Regions from separate parts of the Homo sapiens genome. Here region 1 is linked to region 2. The links are chromatin loops, found by intact Hi-C in ENCODE. Cell type or tissue: testis. All regions are shown on one strand. Links, peaks and the distances in the headings refer to the core of each region. The heading gives the core; the rest is flanking DNA. Region 1 has its middle 32 kb from the start of OR10A7. Region 2 has its middle 17 kb from the start of OR10P1.

Evidence for each region. A loop is a pair of places that touch in the nucleus more often than their neighbours do. Peaks named below come from ENCODE experiments on the same cell type or tissue, not always from the same donor. Only the 100,000 strongest peaks of a DNase experiment are listed, where the experiment ranks them.
Region 1: it touches region 2 in a loop (4-fold over the local background); 96 of 110 quality-filtered maps call a loop at or near these places.

Annotation. Positions count from the first base shown.
Region 1 is chr12:55,184,767-55,194,236 of GRCh38, forward strand. It overlaps the pseudogene OR10U1P. Among named protein-coding and RNA genes, the nearest start is that of OR10A7, 32 kb to the right of the region's middle. In testis, for the core only: a CTCF peak has its summit at 4,380 (motif pointing right); a DNase peak (open chromatin) is centred at 4,395.
Region 2 is chr12:55,614,943-55,624,412 of GRCh38, forward strand. No RefSeq gene overlaps it. Among named protein-coding and RNA genes, the nearest start is that of OR10P1, 17 kb to the right of the region's middle. In testis, for the core only: CTCF peaks have their summits at 4,894 (motif pointing left) and 5,093; a DNase peak (open chromatin) is centred at 4,859.

The DNA of each region.
Region 1 (9,470 bases), core at 832-8,831, 430 kb before region 2:
TTACTGAACAATGTTATAGGCTAATAAAATGCGACTTGCTTGCTTCAAAAAATGAGTGAATAAATAAGATAGGTACATGGTCATTTGAGTTGATTGTGGTGCAACCTGGGGAATGGAATAGGAGATAGAGTTGCATTGGTTAGAATTCTTTAACTTAGTTTTTAAAAGATTCTGCAATATAAGGCTGGAATGTTTAAGACTTTTAAAACAGGATCTCCACAAAATGTAAAACGATTAGTCTATGTCCCTATTTCTTATTTGTATAAATTCGCCAGTATAATCCAACTCTCTGTATTCCAAATTCCATGCTTTTTTTTCAATAACACTTTGCCCATGTTTAGATTAGATAAGAGAAAAAAATATTTCTTAATAACTAGTTTTTTGCCCTCCAATCCTGAGAATTTATGAAATTGATGAGGAAACTTTCTGATTAACATTTTTTTAAAGTCTCATCTTAATTATGGAAGAGAAGAAAATCTTTCTAATATATATTTTTCATGTAAATTGTCTAGGGTGCCTTCTGGAATCTCCTGTTAACAGAAATTTACATCTTGATTGTAACAAACCCTGGAGACTAACCAGAAACTTACATAGAACTCCTTTATTGTTGTCATTAATCATCTTTGTCCTGGGAGAATATTTATACAAATATGTTAAATTAAAGATGAAGTCATTCTTAGAGTAGCATGTTTGGAACCAGCTCTATTTTGATGGTTTCCACATAGTGTGAGTCCCTCTGGGTGTGTAAACGGATACTTTATTTTCACAGTTTAGTGTGTCAGTTAGGGGGAGACCTAAGAGAGATTTGTGCCTTTGAGAAGGTTAATGTGAAGATGAGACCCGCTGGTCTCAAGTATAATTGGGTATAGGGAAGCTAATTTCTCAAGTATACAAATTAATCTGGCTTTGCCGTAATTAGCTATAGGTTGCTCCAGAGTAATCAGATGATTCCCACTGGTGGAATGAAACTTTTGTATCCTGCTGTGAATTACCTAAAATAAAGCCCGCATAAAATAACTCATAATTTTAATCAGTCTCATTGGGCCCTATTAAAAAGTGAATATAGTAAGGAACAAAATTAAAAATAACCTTAAGAAATTCCTTAGATAAATGATTACAGTGCAGCTCAAGCTTGAGACAGCTTTAAGTGATACATTAAATGTTAAAAAATATAGGGTAAGATACTAGCATTTCCTTTATATTTTCATACTTGACACACACACACACACACACGCACACACACACCATAAGATTCTGTTGGGTGGATGTCAACATTATTAGGTTAATTCCCAAAGAGTCCGTATGTTAAAAGTAACTAATATATCTGCAAACACAATTTTCTTATTCCTTCTATGGAGAATTACATCTGCCCTTAACCACAAGTCTCTCTCTCTCCTTTTTTCTAAATCTTTTTGAAGGTGTAATGTATAGCTTCTAGTTTACCACATTTTACATTCTTGAATAGCTAGAAGTTAGTTTTAAATTGATTTACATTTATTATTCCTTCAGTGAAAGTGCTGTTCTTTAATTATTTGTTAGGTTTAATAGACATAACATAGAATAAATGGGGAAAAATATCTTCCTAAAACTGTTCCCCTTCTCTGTGGACAAATTTGTGTTATAGGTTCTCTTACTTCTAGAAAAATTAATTGTAAAATGTAAATGATAATTTACCCAATTCCTTGGCATTTTAAATATTTTTTTAACTCAGTTTGAATTGCAGAATGCAATTTAAACAATTTCTGTTAGGATACTACCAAGATTTTTTTGAAGAATTCAAAGAAGATATTAGGCAAATAAACATGTTACAATCTTCACTTTGCCTGTGTAAAATACTCTTATTTTTATTTCCTTCAGCTCACATCAGATGTATAGATACTGTATGCATTTATTGCCTCATGGCTGTTGTTTAGTTGATCAGATTGAATAGTTCTGGTTTGAATTATATTCGACACTATGTGGTATAATGCATTATTATTTAACCAGAGCAGCCACACAACAGAATAATGAAATAATGTTACCGTTAATGCCCATTGAACTTTATATGAGATAAATATCAAATTACATCACAAGCAACTTATCATAGTAATTGAGTATACACAGGATTTGAGGAATAGCTGCCAAAAAATAACCCTGTCCAAGTTTTCCCAAAGGCATCTATTATACTCAGCATCTTCTAAAAAAGTTTTCCTCTTGTCATGCTAGGGATAACTCCAGGAAAATAATTATGGGAAGGAATTCCCTGACTATAATGAATAAAATTGGTAAATATGAAAAAAAGATTAAAATGATGAGAATGCTGAACCTGCAACCTACCAAAAACAGTGCAATATTGTCTTTCTACTTATCTATTCAGAATAATTAGAAGGAAAACAAGGCAGTTGCTAACTGTTGATAAAAAATAAAATATTTTATACTTCCTAATTGAGGCTAATTTTAGACACCCAATAATTAAGTCATGATTCAAATTATTTCTTTTACATTTCCCAGAATCTCGTATCTCACAGAGGTGGGGGTAGTTTTATTAAGTGAGAAATCATGTTTTAAATTTTAAAGCTATCTCTTAAAGTGGGTAGATACTCTTGGTGTCGTTTTTAGTTAAATAAAATAATTTTAGTCTTGATAATAAGTATCAGATGATTATGGGACAGAAATTAATTATTCTTAAAGAAGTGTTTAATTATAATTGTCTGAATTATAGAATTCATGCATATAAATAATCCCCCAAAAGACTGGAAACCATATTCTACCTAAAGATAGGAAATGACAACCAGGTGAAAATAAAAAACCCTGCGATTTAAATTTTAGGTGCTCTCTTAAGTACCTTAAGTGTTTAATACCTTCAAATGCAAAAGATTCTGTGTTATGTCATAGATGCGTCTTAAATAATCTAACAAATAATTCAAAATGAATACTATCTGTATGCATTCTAAATCAGTAACCAATTAGAATTCACTTAAATAGCTTCATCAGTGCAGAGTCTTATATTTTTGAAGGCAGTTTATTTCATTTTCAAAAAACTCTGCTTCTTAGAAAATTTTCCTCACATTGAGCAGCGAGGTACTTTCATGTTGCTTCCTCCCATTGTTTTTTGTTATACTCTATGTATCCTTGAGAATAAATCAAACCTCTTGATACATCTGTTAACCGTGTAATGGCAATGACTTCAGTCTTCTTGTATAACATTCAACTTTCATAATGACTTCAGTTACATCTTATCTGTCATGGCTGAATATGACAATACTGGCCACCCTTATGAATGTACTCTACCATATTATCTGGGCCTTTCAAATGAAGCAATACCTAGAATTTAACACAATATTCATTCATTCATTTATTTTACAAGTACTTATTTAGTATGGTTTAGGTCCTTCTTTAAGGATGGGGATATAACCAATAGGCCTTTTGGACTGAACACTGTGGAAATCACTGATGGACATGAGAAAAGCTGATTCTCCTCTCAAGCAGTTTGTGTTATTGGGGAGAGAGATGCCAAAGAGTTATAAATTCTATGGACAAAAATAGAGTTAGACGACAGAAAATGAGTCATATTTGACATGTTCTTCATCTGGTATACACACACAACTGAGCAAAGGAAGGAATAATTCTATTTCTTTGTATAAATTTTAAATTGCTTAAACAAATGTAATACTGTTAATAAAATTGCATTTGTCACATTATACTGAAAGCTAAAATGTCACAAAGTGTCAGGTTTTTTTTAAAGTTTAAAAATGTTCAGACATGAGATCATATGGATACATGGTGGGGAACACCACACACTGGGGTCTGTTGGGAGGGCATGAGGAGGGATAGCATCAGGAAGAATAGCTAATGGATGCTAGGCTTAATACCTAGGTGATGGGTTGATCTGTGAAGCAAACCACCATGGCACACGTTTACCTGTTTTTAATCAGTAACTAAAAATTCTGCCAAACAAATGGGTGACTTGTTTATCTTGTAATATATGAATACTATTTGTTGAATTAATTTGTATTATTTTTGAATTATTCTTAAAAGATGTATGTATTAATATATGACGTTTGATTAAATAATAAAATTAATAAAATTTATTTTCATTCATGAAATTTGTAGGGGAAATCACAGAACAATGTAGTCATATGAAGATATGTCAAACTAGAAGTATAATCTATAGTAAAATTAATCTTTTCTAGAATAATAGAAAGATGGAGAAAAAAACTGTCTCTAGAACTTTAGTTAAAACGTCTTTTGAATTATTATATAGCCATTTTTAGTTACTTATTAAAAACTAACAAACCTGCATATCCTGCACATGTACCCTGGGACTTAAAATAAAAGTTGATACCAAAAAAATAAGTTCAGACATGACATATATTCACATACAATCACTATACGTTCTCTCCACCAGATGGCACTGTTAGGTAGCTTTTCATGGGCATGTCACTATCCTACACTTATGGGGATATAAGCTGCCTCTGAATTTCTTTGAATAGTAGGGTGTATCATTATATAGCAATTTCCTTCTTATAAGGCATTTATTTGGCAATTAGTAACTTAAATTGATTGTATTTTAAAAATTGAAAACGTATAATTTGGTGAAAAATGTGTGAGTGTACAAAATTCTATTTTGGGTAATCATTATTGTTACTAGATTAATCAATATTGCCAGATCAATCAATAAATAATAACAGATATTTGACACCTACTTTTAGGCGATGAAAACTGTATGCAGAAACTGAGAAGACATTATTTTTTGAATCTTTTTAAAGCAGTATTTTAAATTTTCAAAAATTAAAACATAATCACACTGCATGTATTACCACCCTAAAAATGGTATGGACGCTAATCATATGTTTTGGTTTGTGTATTTGGAAAATTTTTCTTCAGTTCAGGGAATCATATCACAAAGAGAACTTTTGCATTATATGATTTTTCCAGCCCTTTCCTTCTGTGGAAAATAGAAAAACCTCATAAAATAAAGTTAAAATCAGTAGGAATTCTGCCAAACAAATGAATGACTTGTTTATCTTGTAATATATGAATACTATTTGTTGAACTAATTTGCATTATTTTTGAATTATTCTTAAAGGGTGTATCTATTGATATATTAGATATGTTTGATTAAATAATAAAATTAATAAAATTTATTTTATTCATGAAATTTGTAGGGGAAATTACAGAACAATATAATCATATGAAGATTTATCAAACTAGAAGAATAATCTATAGTAATAATTAATCTTTTCTAGAATAATAGATGGAGTAAAAAAACCAATTCTCTAGAACTTTAGTTAAAATGGCTTTTGAATTATTATATAGCCATTTTTTAGTTACTGATTAAAAAATCCTTAACTCAGAGTGATGTAAGCAAATGATAAAACAGTAGGAGGAAGTTATTATCTCATGTCACAGAAAATTCCAGTGCATAACTAAAGCTGGGTTCACAGGCTTCTATGACATCATGACTCAAAACTTACACAGTTCTAGGTAGTATTTTCTTCCTATTGATACTACTGCAGAGTTACTCTCTTTGGTTGTGCTACAGCCTCAGAAGATCCACAGTTATATCCTCTCAGGTTCAAATCTAATGGAAAAGATAGCACTTCTATTTTCTTAAGTGAAAATTCAACTTCGTTTAAGTGGACCTGAGTCATGTATCAGACTTTGAGCCAATCTCTTCCGTGAGACCTTGGTCACATGCCTACCCCCATGTTCTCTGCTGCTAACATGTAGTTGGAGAATTGGCAAGGTGTGTTTCTTTAGTGAGAAACAAGGTGAAGGGAGAATGACTGCTAAGGAGTCGAAGATTCAAAAAGTGCCTCTCACATTAGGAGTAATAAGAATGTAGAAACAAAAGCAGAGTAAACATAAATAGAATACATTTCTTCCTTCTCCTTCTCCTTTTCCTTCTTCTTTTTGAGACAGAGTCTCACTCTGTTACCCAGGCTAAAGTGCAGTAGCGTGACCATAGCGCACTGCAACCTGGAACCTCCTGGGCTCAAGTCAAGCAATCCTCCAACCTCAGGCTCCCAAAGTGCTGGAATTATAAGCATGAGCCACTATGACTGGGTGAATAAATGTCTTTATTATAAATCAGGTTAGATGGGTGTCAAGCAAATGTACTGATTTAGTATTTTATATATTTCTAATTTTCTATCAAATTTCTGAAACTCAAAATGCATATCGATTAGTTGATTTTAGGATTGGGGTGGGGTTAGGTACAATAATACCATGTGACTGAATTAATATTCCATGTCTGTGTTTTTTAAAATACATTTATTTTAAGTTCAGGGGTACATGTGCAGGTTTGTTACATAGGTAAACGTGTGTCATGGGGGGTTTGTTGTACAGATTTCTTATTGCTCAGGTATTAAGCCTAGTATCCATTAGTTATTTTGTCTGATCCTCTCCCTCCTCCTACCCTCTACCCTCAGATAGATCCTAGTGTATATTTTTCCCCTCTATGTGTCCATTTGTTCTCATTATTTAGATCCCACTTACAAGTGAGAAGATGTGGTTTTTGGTTTTCTGTTTCTGCATTAGTTTGCTAAGGATAATGGCATCCAGCTCCATCCATGTCACTGCAAAGGACATGATGTTGTTCTTTTTTATGGTTGCATAGTATTCCAAGGCATATATGTACTGTATTTTCTTCATCCAGTCTATCACTGATGGGTATTTAGGTCGATTCCATGTCTTTGCTATTGTGAATAGTGCTGCAATGAACACACACATGCATGTGTCTTTATAATAGAATGATTTATATTCCTTTGGGTATATGCCCAGTAATGGAATTGCAGGATTGAGTGGTATTTCTGTCTTTAGGTCTTTGAGGAATCACCACAATGTCTTCCACAATGGTTGAACTAATTTACACTCTCACCAACACTGAGAGTGTAAAAGCATTCCTTTTTCTCCACAACCTCCCCAGCAACTGTTATTTTTTTAACTCTTTAATAATCGCCATTCTGAGTGGTATGAGATGGTATTTCATTGTGGTTTTGATTTGCATTTCTCTAGTGATCAGTGGTGTTTAGCTTTTCTTCTATGATTATGGGCTACATGTATGTCTTCTTTTGAGAAGTGTCTGTTCATGTCCTTTGCCCACTTTTTAATAGGGTTGTTCGTTTTTTTTTCTTATAAATTTGTTTAAGTTCTCACAGATTCTGGATATTAGACCTTTTTCAGATGCATATTTTGAAAAGTTTTCTCCAATTCTGTAGGTTGTCTGTTTACTCTGTTGAGTTTCTTTTACTGTGCAGAAGCTCTTTAGTTTATTTAGATCCCATTTGTCAATTTTTTCTTTTGTTGCAATTGCTTTTGTCATCTTTGTCATGAAATGTTTGCCCGTGCTTAAGTCCTGAATGGTATTGCCTAGGTTGTCTTCCAAGGTTTTTATAGTTTTGGGTTTTACATTTAAGTCTTTAATCCATCTTGAGTTAATTTTTATATATGGCTTAAGGAAGGGGTCCAGTTTCAATCTTCTGCATAGGGCTAGCCAGTTATCCCTGCACCATTTATTGAACAGGGAATCTTTTCCCCATTGCTTCTTTTTGTTCATTTTGTGAAAGATCAGATGATTGTAGGTGTAATATTGCTCTTTTAATTCCCCCTTTTAATGCTTTGTCTCTGTCAATTTTATAACCTTCAGATATCTATTAGTTATTAAAATTGAGAGAATTTAAAAATTTTCAATCTCATTTAATTCAAAACTCAGGCAATGCCAAATGTTTTTAGACCTTATATTCTCCTGTGAATTGATATGTCATGAATGAGGGAGAGAAAAGGGCACATTTCTTTACTGAGTGAGTCCCAGACAGTGATAATATGTAGTTAACAATGCAGTTCTGTCAATATGATTGCATGTTATTCCACAAAAGCTATTAGGTTTCCCAATGATAATATGCATCATTTTCTTGCAGCACTGTTAAGTCTACCTTACTTCAGTGTTGAGAACCTCTTCAGAAAGGGGCCAGCTATATTGCCGTTGCTCCCCTTGTAGTCTATACCCAAAACCTCTTCTCCTATTTCCTTCACAAGATTAAATTTTAGTGGTTATTTATGGAACCTGACATAATAATGGACACACTGTTTTTCTTAACTCATGTGTATCGTTTTCCCACTTCCAAGCTTCTTTCAAATAAATTAATTGCACTTGTATTAGAGTTTGACTCTAGAGTATCAACACTAAGATAAAATCAAAAAACTTTCAGGTTGACAAAATGTCTCTGAACATTTACATTTTTGTCAACTTCTCTAAAGTTGCCATAAGAAACCAACAGTTTTTTAAAGTTCTTTGTTTTAGTGTCTTATAGAAGACTTGCTTTTTATTATTCAAAGAGACAAAAACAATATATATTAGCTAGAATATATACACCGTGACAAAAGAAAATTATATTTAAATCAATACATTTAAACAGGGTTTACAATAGGTGTAATAAGATTGTATGTCTCAAAGGCAGACATTTCCCTAAGTCTTTACTCACATGAAAAACAAATAAACAAACCAACAAAAAACAGGTGGATAAGAGCAAAGGAAAACTCATGTTTCAGATAAAGAATTCAGGTCTCTCACTGGATTTACAAACTAAATATTTAAAGTTCTTTCATGGTGTACACCACTCATTAGTATTTATTAACAGTTGGTTATTTAATATGTATGACCTTAAGATGTACAGAGAGCACACTAATTAAAGGAGCATACTCCAATTAAGAACTTAAATTCTAATAGACTATATTTGATACTAAAATAGTATTACTTCCTGTTTATTTCATTTTTTGTTTTATACTCATAAAGGATATTTCATTTTCCTCAGGAAAATGGCATGAAACATACTGGACTTAATGCTATTACCACTGGAGAAGGAGAAAATGGTAGCTTGACACATGAGATGCCCTGTAAATACTGTTGAATGAATGAATGATTAACAATTGAATGAATCTACTGTGTAGTTTCCTTTTACTTACAGACATTGAAAAATGTGTGACAAATCCAAATGTTTTTTGGTAGCTAGGCTATAAATGCTTTAATAAAAGAATATGTTGGTAGAAGAATCATAAAATCGGGTAACCTCTCTGTACAGTAGCATAGGTTTCAGCTACTATGACTGGTTTAGGCCGTTTGTCTAAGAGAGTTCCTTTGGGTTATCCTTTGAAAGGCTTCCTTTACTTCCTTGTTCCTCAAGGTATAGATAACAGGATTCAAAGCAGGTGTGACCATTGTGTACATGAGTGCAGTTGCTTTGTCTGTTTCTGGAGTGTGTGCAGTCTTAGGTTGCAGATAAGTGAACAAGGCAGTGCCATAGAACAGAGAAACAACCAAGATATGAGAAGAACAAGTGGAGAAAGCTTTGTGTCTTCCAGCTGCTGAAGGGATTCTCAAGATGGTCACAGGGATGTGCATGTGGGAGCACAGAATGAGGAAACAAGGACTCACAATAAATAGCACGGAGAGAGAAAACATCACAATTTCAATTTGGGAGGTATCAATA
Region 2 (9,470 bases), core at 426-8,425:
TCAAGTGGCACCTTCAACACTTTGCTTAGAAATTTCCTTAGCTAGATTACACAGTTCACATTTTCCACTTTCCACTTAACTGCAGGAGACAGTGTTGCTAAACTTTTGTCGCTACATAACAAAGGTCCTTCACCAGTTTCCAGTAAGATTTTCTTCAGTTTCCTGAAAGCCTTCATCCATAGCATCCTCAAAGTCCAAAATTCTACAGAAAGTATTTTCAAAGTTAAGCTTTCACCACTAGTCTTCTAAAATCCTTAAAAGTTTTCCAGCTTCTACCCACTCCCTAGCCCCAAAGCCATTCCTACATTTTAGGTAGTTGTTATGGCAGTACCCCTCTTCAAAAGCTGTATTTGCTATCTATTGCTGCTTAACAAGTTACTTCCAAAATCTAGTGGCTTAAACAGCAAACATCTATTATCTCACAGTTTCATTGATTCAGGAATCTAAGTGTTGATTAGCTGAACTACTCTGGCTCAAGATCTCTCATGTAGTTGCCATTAACCTGCCAACCAGGGCTATGGTCTCATCTGAAGGCATGACTGAGGGAGGACCTCCTTCCAAGCTCACATCTATGGTTGCTAGCTAATTTTAAATCCTCATCAGCTGTTGTATTCCCTCAATTTCTTGTCATGTAGCCCTCTCCAAAAGATAATTTAAAACATGACCACTGGATTCCATCAAGCTGAGTGAATAAGAAAGTACCCAAGATAAAAGCCAGTCTTTTTGTAACCTAATCTAAGAAACATCATCCCATCACTTTTGCCATATTTTATTTGTTAGAAGTAATTCACTATATCAACCCTATACTCAAAGGGTGGGGATTACACAAGTGAATAAACCAAGAGGTAAAGACTATTGGGGGCCATCTTAAAGGCTGCCTATCCTGTGGGCTTAGCCTCTTTATTTTACAAATGAGGAAACTGAGGCCAAGAGCTCATGGCCCTCCACTAGGGAGTTGTTCAATGTAAACACTCATTATACCCATTTCAATTAACAGTATAAAAAATTGTGTTCAATTTTTAGAAAACAAAAATGAGTGACTCTACATATAATTAATACTCAAAGTTGATTTCTCAAGAGAGATTACTTTCAAGAATAACAAGAGATGGAAGTTTACCAAGAGTTTCTTCTCTCTACTGTTGCCAATAAACCAGGTAAAGTCAATGGATGACAAGAATTCCAAATCCGGGACAAATTCATTAACAGAGAAATGAATGAGATGTTTGGAAAGATAGAAAAACGTGTTCCATGTGGTGAGAGATGACTTCTCACTTTTCTGCCTGATGCTAACATCTCCTCTAGCTCCCCCACCAAGTTTATATCTACATCTAGCCCCAGAAGAATGAGGGGCTTCCAGACTCCAACTCAGTAAGGAGAAGTTCCAAGTTTATTTGCCAGCAGGTCAGCAGGACCTCTCTTCCTACTACCTATCCCACTAATAACCAAGTCCTTACCACTCCTCAGCTCCCAGGGCCCTGTGGGTTTTCTGTAGGAAAATAAACCTAAGAGACAGTGTTGTCTTCAAACTTTCTCTTGCCTCATCCCCATTTTTTCCTCCAAATCTTGTATCTCATTTCAGTGTTCTACTTCTCTGCAAACCACATCCAATGTTCCTTCTATACTTCACCTTTATTTGAAATAGAATTGCCCCTATTAATAGAGGCATGAGGCAGACAAATGCCAAGGTAGATAGGGGCGGATCCCCAATGAAACCCCACCTTCAAGCCAAAGACAGTTTAAAGCCCAAAATCCAAGCTACAAGTGAAATCCACAGACCAGATTGAGAACCTGCCTTCCTGTTTGGTGCACTTTCCTCTGATTGATCTCCACCATTCACCTATTTTATATATGCCTACCCTTCCCTAATTGGTTTTTATAACACTATCGTGCCCACCTTTGAGTGATGCCTCTTTTTTTTTACTTTTTTTCGTACTCACAAACCAATCAGCATGCACTCCCCTATTCTGAGCCCATAAAAGCCCCGGACTTAGGCACATGGGGAGAGAGACAACCCAACTTCAGATGAGAGACCATCTTCCCATAGCATCTCCACCAAGAGCTGTTTTGTTGCTCAATAAAATTCTCCACCGTCATCACCTTCAATGGTGGGCATATCCTCATTCTTCTTGGGCATGGGACAAGAATTTAGGAACTGCTAAACAAGGGTATGAGTTATAACACAGGCGGGCAGGGGCACACCTGGCCCAGCCACAGGCTGAGCCAGTGCACAAGCCAAGCATGGCCCTGGCGGGTTGAGTGGGCGGGCTCTCTTCTGCGGCAGGTAGTGTGGCCAAGGAAGGCCCAGGCAGGGGTATCACCAGCTGGAGGTCCCCAGCTTGTTGCAAAGTGACCAAGAAAAATCCTGTGTCACTATTGCCCCATTACCTTTCATCCCTAGCCCCTCACCATGTTGCCTCTTTTGAGGTAACAGAGATGCAGAGATATCACCTTCTCTGAGAGGAGTTTATTCCCAACACTCACTCCAAATCATCCCCATTGACATCCATGGCACCATTAACCTTTCACTCTTTGAGACTAAACACTTTGAAGTCATCCCTGACTCTTCCCTACTATCTGTCACCCACTCCTGTTGTCTCTTCCCTTAGAATCCCTCTTGGATTCACTCTACTCCTGTATTTCAACAGCCCTCACATAGTCCACATGTCAAATGTGACCAACTGTCAGAGACTGCAGGAAATGGTCACACATTCTTTGCCTCCCTACAGCCACCCTCTTTGGTAGTGACCTTCTACACTGACTCTGGAATTGGCCATGTGGCTTGCTTTGGGCAATGTGACACCAGCAAACATAATGCGAGCAGAAACTCAAAAAACGTATCCTCTGACCACCATGTGAACAAGCCTGGGCTAGCTTACTAGATGACAAAAGACACGTAATCCACTTGCCCCCATCATCCCACCTGACAATAGTCTCACATACACACAAACCCCATGGCAGAACTCCCCAGCTGGCCACTGAGGAGGCATGGGTGAGCCTATCAAAGACCAACAGAAGAACTACCCAAACAAGCCTATGCTAAATTGCCAACCCACAAAATCATAAACTAAATAAATGATGTTGTATAAGCCATTAAGTATTAGGGTGATTTATGAATCAATGAAAATTAGCCAATACACTAACAAAAAGTAAATATATGTGGCAAACACATGGTGACCCTTGATTAAGGATCTAGGATTAAGAAGTTGAGATAAGAGAGTGTTTTCCCATGTAAGTTGAAATTGATTTGATAAAATCAGGAAGTTGAACCTGGTTTCTTCTCATGTATGGTCACAGACTACAGGAAGTTATCAAGGAAATAAGCTCTAAACAGGAGGCCAACTGAGGCAGAACTATTTCTTTTTCTTCTGGAGCATTCAATGCTCTCCCCACTGGGCAACTGGCTTCCAAGGTGAGACTCAGATGGGGATACTGACCTGGTGGATTTTGAAATTCTAGTCCCAAGGACCCTGACTTGAATGCATATTCTATGTGAAATAAGATTGTAAAGTCTCCAGAAAAGCTCAAAAGTCACTTGTGGCCTGAAGTCCCACACTCTCGTCGGGAGCATTTCTGGGCCACCCTTCTCCAAGGACTCTGTCCCCTGATAATAAAATTATCAGATGGTATATAAGAGAGGTGCCTAGAGCTGCCCACTCTGAATATGTATTTCTCAAAAAGTTCAGAAAATGGGCAGGAGGGCCAGGTGCAGTGGCTCACGTCTGTAGTCTCAGCATTGGGAAGCCGAGGTGGGTGGATTGCTTGAGTGCAGGAGTTTGAGACAGCCTGGGCAACATGGTGAAACCCCGTCTCTACTAAAAATACAAAAAAAAATTAGCTGGCCAGGCGCAGTGGCTCATGCCTGTAATCCCAGCACTTTGGGAGGCCAAGGCAGGCATGAGGTCAGGAGTTCAAGACCAGCCTGGCCAACATGGTGAAACCCCATCTCTACTAAAAGTACAAAAATTAGCTGGATGAGGTGGCAGGTGTCTGTAATCCCAGCTACTCAGGAGGCTGTGGCAGGAGAATCACTTAAACCCGGGAGGTGGAGGTTGCAGTGAGCCGAGAGCGTGCCACTATACTCCAGCCTGGTTGACAAGAGTGAGATTCCGTCTCAAAAAAAAAAAAATCAGCCAGGTGTGGTTGTGCACGCCTGTAATCCCAGCTACTTCAGAAGCTGAGGCAGGAGAATCACTTGAACCTGGGAGGCAGAGTTTGCAGTGAGCCAAGACCATATCATTGCACTTGAGCCTGGGCTACAAGAACAAAACTCCATCTCAAAAAAATAAAATATAATAAAATTAGCAGGGCATGGTGGCTCAGCTACTGTGGTCCCAGCTACTGAGGAGGCTGAGGTGGGAGGATTGCTTGAGCCCAGAAGGTGGAGGCTGCAGTGAGCCAAGATGGCACCACTGCACTCCAACCTGGGTGACAAAGTAAAAAAAAAGAAGAAGAAGAAAAGAAAATAGGCAGGAGGAGGATGTACCCATCTGCTTACTTCCCAAACTGAGTCAGTCTTGAGTGAATGTTTTTCTTTCCTTTCACCAAACCCCATAGACACACAATTTATGAGCCAGGTTAAGGTAAACAAATGCTGTATCTGCCAACAATATGCAGTCTCATATTAAGCACTAGCACACTGCATTAGTAGCTTGCAAATTTATCCCATCTTCCATTTCAAAGTTATTATGATGTGAAAATAATTCCTGTATAAGGCATCCATGGGAACTGTGGAATGGGAGGTGGGGGCTGAGGACCTAGGACATTGCTTTTAGCATGTCTACGTGTAGACGGGACCAAATTCTCAGGTCATAGACTCAATATTCCAGAGATAATCTGGGTAAATGGCTCCCTCTAGTGGGACATATTATTTTTGCAACGTCTCACACACACCACGTGTTAAGAAATTCTTGAAAGGACTTAAATTCTCACGCAGTGGAATCACTGTCCAGGAATGATCTAAACAAACACTTCCCTCTAGTGGAGACTTTTTTCTTTAGAAAATGTCAAACACTGAAGGGGAGTACTCACAGATTAATAAACTCTGCCTAAATACAATTGCCAAGGAGGAGCCTTAAGGGCACTCAATAAAAATTAAAATATCACCAGGCATGGTGGCTCACACCTGTAATCTCAGCACTTTAAGACACAGAGGCCGGCAGCTCAGTCAAGATCAGGAGTTTGAGACCAGCCTGACCAACATGGTGAAAACTTGTCTTTATTTTTTTTAATTTTAAGGAAAAATAAAGAAAAATTTAAAATATAAAAATAAAATTATTAAAGAAAATTGTTATAATTGACCATACATCTGCTCTTTCCACATCACACCTCAAGTAGGAAGGACAATAACTTGGAATTTTCTTTTCCTCCCTTTGTAATAATGTGTGCCAAGGTCTTCTATGAGGAGGAGGAGGACAATGGAGCTCAGAACTGCTGTAATTTGCAATGCTGTTTTAACATGTGTAAAGTAATTTTTGTTTTTATCCTCAAAAGGCAGCACCTTCTGGGTGGTGGGGATATGGATGAAGGAAGAAGAAAGGGGGGAAATAAAGGCTAAAGAAGAACTGAAGAGGGAAAGAAAGGAAAGGAACAAAAAAAATGGGAAGGCGAGAAGGAAGAAGGTGGGAGGGAGAGGAAATTAGGAACCCCGTAACCTCGAGGCTGCCATTTACAAATAGATTTTAAGGTGTTTTCAAAGGAAGGGTTCTCACAAATTACGCTGTACTTGGAAATTTCCTTGTAAGTACAAGATTTTTAAATATATTATTGAAATATGAAACTTGATTTGTGAAGACACAAAACTTTTTTTAACTTCTATTTAAAAGGTGAACATATGGATATGACCTGGCCAGATAGGTTGGATGCTTGGAACAAATCTAATGAGCAAAATTGTATTTCCAGATTTCAGTATTTCTAAGACCATCCATGGTTTCTAGATATAAGAATTGAGGCCGGGCACAGTGGCTCACACCTGTAATCCCTGCACTTTGGGAAGCCAAGGTGAGTGGATTACTGGAGGTCAGAAATTTGATACCCGCCTAGTCAACATGGTGAAACCCCATCTCTACTAAAAATAAAAAATAAAAGTTAGCTGGGCATGGTGGCGCATGCCTGTAATCCCAGCTGCTCGGGAGGCTGAGGCAGGAGAATCGCTTGAATCCAGGAGGCAGAGGTTGCAATGAGCTGAGATCGTGCCACTGCACTGTAGGCAACAGAGAAAGACTCCGTCTCAAAAAACAAAAAACAAAGAAAGTGTTATCAAAATCCCAAAATAGCAGAACTTGAGTAATTGGCATATGCGGATTCACTACAATCTTCTCTGTTCTGCCTGTCTGTAAAAAATGTTTAATTTTTTAACGTGTAAACATAAAATGGGTGGTGCTCAAATCAAATCACTAACTTTTTTGGTATCAGGTTTGATATACTTTCTAAATAAAAAGGGAACAGAGACAGACTTCAGCAGCCCTGATGAAGTAAAGCAATCACAGATCAAAGTCGGAAACATTTAAATGGCCACAGGCCAAAAATCAGTAGCCATTAGGCTTGTTTTTAGTTTAGTTTTAGAGAAAAGTTTAAAGCCTTAAAGCAAACGTGGCTTGAGTTCTTGGCCATTCTATTCATTGTATCTTGAAATCATGGTGATCTAAGAAACACTAAAATCTACAGATATATTTGCTCATCAGATTTGTCCCAAGCATCCAAACTGTCTCGCCAGGTCACATCCATATATTCATCTTTTAAGTAGGCATTTCAAAAGAAAAATTTCGCACCTTTACAAATAAAGTTTTACGTCTCAATAAAATGCTTTAAAAATTTATATTCAGAAGAGAATTTCCAAATAGAAAGCAATTTCTGGGAATCAATCCTCTGAACACCTTTAAATCAATTTGTACACAACAGTTTCAAGATTAGAGTCTCTCTCTCTCTCAATCTCTCTCTACCCCACCCCCCAAAAGAACTTTTCAACATCTTTCTAAGCTGAAAAGAGACAAGAAACTCCTTTTTGTTTCTGACAAAAGCAATTTTAAGGTGATTAAAGTAGCATGTTCCCAATATTTTTAAATGTGCATCATTCTCAGCTGGTGTTTATGTGAGAAAACTTCATATTTCATTCCAAAAACTCCAGACATTTCAACAAAAGCATTGTATAGTCTTGGGTTACATTCTAAATACACAGAGAGATAATTTGAAATAGGCGTCCTGAGAAAGAATGTGCGTATTGAATGTTGCTGGCTAGAAGACAGGCTATGTTGTTACATACAACGCAACTGTTTGTTAACAACCATGTTAATTGATGATCAGGTGTGATGTTTTAAGCATTTTCTATCCAAACATAATAGCTTGTTATTTATGATAACATGTTACTTTATTATGTTTTAGGCAATTGGTTGAAGGTTTAGGGTAGACATGTATCACATAATATTTTTTACCACTCAAAGTGATGAGAAATAGGTTCCCAGGTAGCATATTCACACAGAACATCTGATTTTCATGAACAGATTATTGATATTAAACAGGAGATGGCTATGTAAGGATTCAGATATCTCAACACAGCATTGGAAGCCTGAAGACAACAAAACAATACCTTAGAAATTCTAAAGAAACATTAATTCCATCTAGACTACTATACCCAGCCAACTCTCAATCAAGTACAAAAATAGAATACTTTTTTCAGATGTGCAAAGTACCAAAAATTGTATTCCACCATCCAATAGCACATGGAGCTACTGAAGTGTATACCCTCCCAAAACAAAAGTAAGCTAAGAAAGAGAAAGACATTGGGTCCAAGAAACAGGAGCTCTGATTAAAAGAGAGATGAAAGACATCTCCAGACACCCCAGATAGAAGCTATGCTGAAGGCTGGAGAAAAATCAGTCCAGAGGGCAGCCTATAGACACCCACCTTCCACATACTACCCTCCACCAAATACACCACAAACACCCATAGGCCCATCACACTTAAACTACACACAATTCACACCTCACTCATGGCAATACACACTACACACAGGCTACAGGCTTGGTCCCCAGAGTCTGTGACTAATAGAAATATTGGACATTCTTTGTCAGGTCTCAAGTTTAAGAAAAGACTGTCTTTCTCGATTCCAAAATCAAAACAGACCTCTGATGACCTTCCAAGCCAGAGGTCCCCTCCTTCAGTGGGGCAATTCCTCAAGAGCCTCTTTCTACTTCACACACACTCTGAGAGCATCACCCCCACTTTCAGGGGTCACCTAGCCCTTCAGTCATTCAGCCAACCATCCACATCTCCACCTATCCATCTTCTGTTCATCTGGCCAATTGCCCATCCATTTATGTGCCTATATGTCCACCAATCAATCAAGTTGACCACCTATCCTGGACTTGTCAGGGTAGTTTTCAGACCCACAAAGAGCCTTAACACAAACTCCTTTCTAGGGAGCTGATGTTCCACCTTCATTTCACATCCCTGTGAATGAAGCAGGAGAGCTACCCCTGGAGGAGAAAGCCTGGCTCAGTTTCTCTGTCCTTAGGCCCAGAGGCCTGAATTTTTTCCCAGAATGTTTTTGATCCAAGGTTGGATGAATCCACAGATATGGAACCCATGGATGTGGAGGTTGACTATATATATATGCACACAGTCATCCCTCGGTATCCATGGGGGAATGAGTCCAGGACTCCCTACAAATACCAAAATCCAAGGATGCTCAAGTCCCTACATAAAATGGTGTAGGATTTCCAGATAACCTATGCACATCCCCCATATGCTTTAAATCATCTCTAGATTACTTATAATACCTAATACAATGTAAATGCTATGTAAACAGTTGTTATACTCTACTGGTTTTTCCATTTGTATTATTTTTTACTGTTGTCTTGCTATTTTTCTTTTTTTTCCAAATATTTCTAATCTGCTGCTGGTTGAATCTACAGTTGCAGAGCCCATGGATCCTGAGGGCTGAATACATCTATATACAGTCATGTACTGCATAAGGACATTTTGGCTAATGATGGTCCACATATACAGTGGTGGTCCCATAAGATTATAATACCACATTTTTACTGTACTTTTTCTCTATATAGATACACAAATACTTACATTGTATTACAATTGCCTACAGTAATCAGTACAGTGACGTGCTGTACAGGTTTGTATCCTGGGAGCAATAGGCTGTACCATATAGCCTAGGTGTGTAGTATGTTATACCATCTAGGTTTGTGGAATTACACTCTATGATGTTCACACAATGATGAAACCACCTAATGAGTCATTCTCAGAATGTACTCCATCATTAAGTGATGTATAATGGTATTATTCATGACAGGATTATCTTACCTGATGGGGAAAACCCAATTATTCATTCCTAAAGAATAGAGTCTTTGGTGGTCTTACTCTACTGGTTTTCCCCTGCAACCAGCACACCAGACAATCCCTTGGGGGTTGGTTTGGCTTGGTTGGTTTGGGGTTTGGTTAGGATCACTATGTTTTCCCTC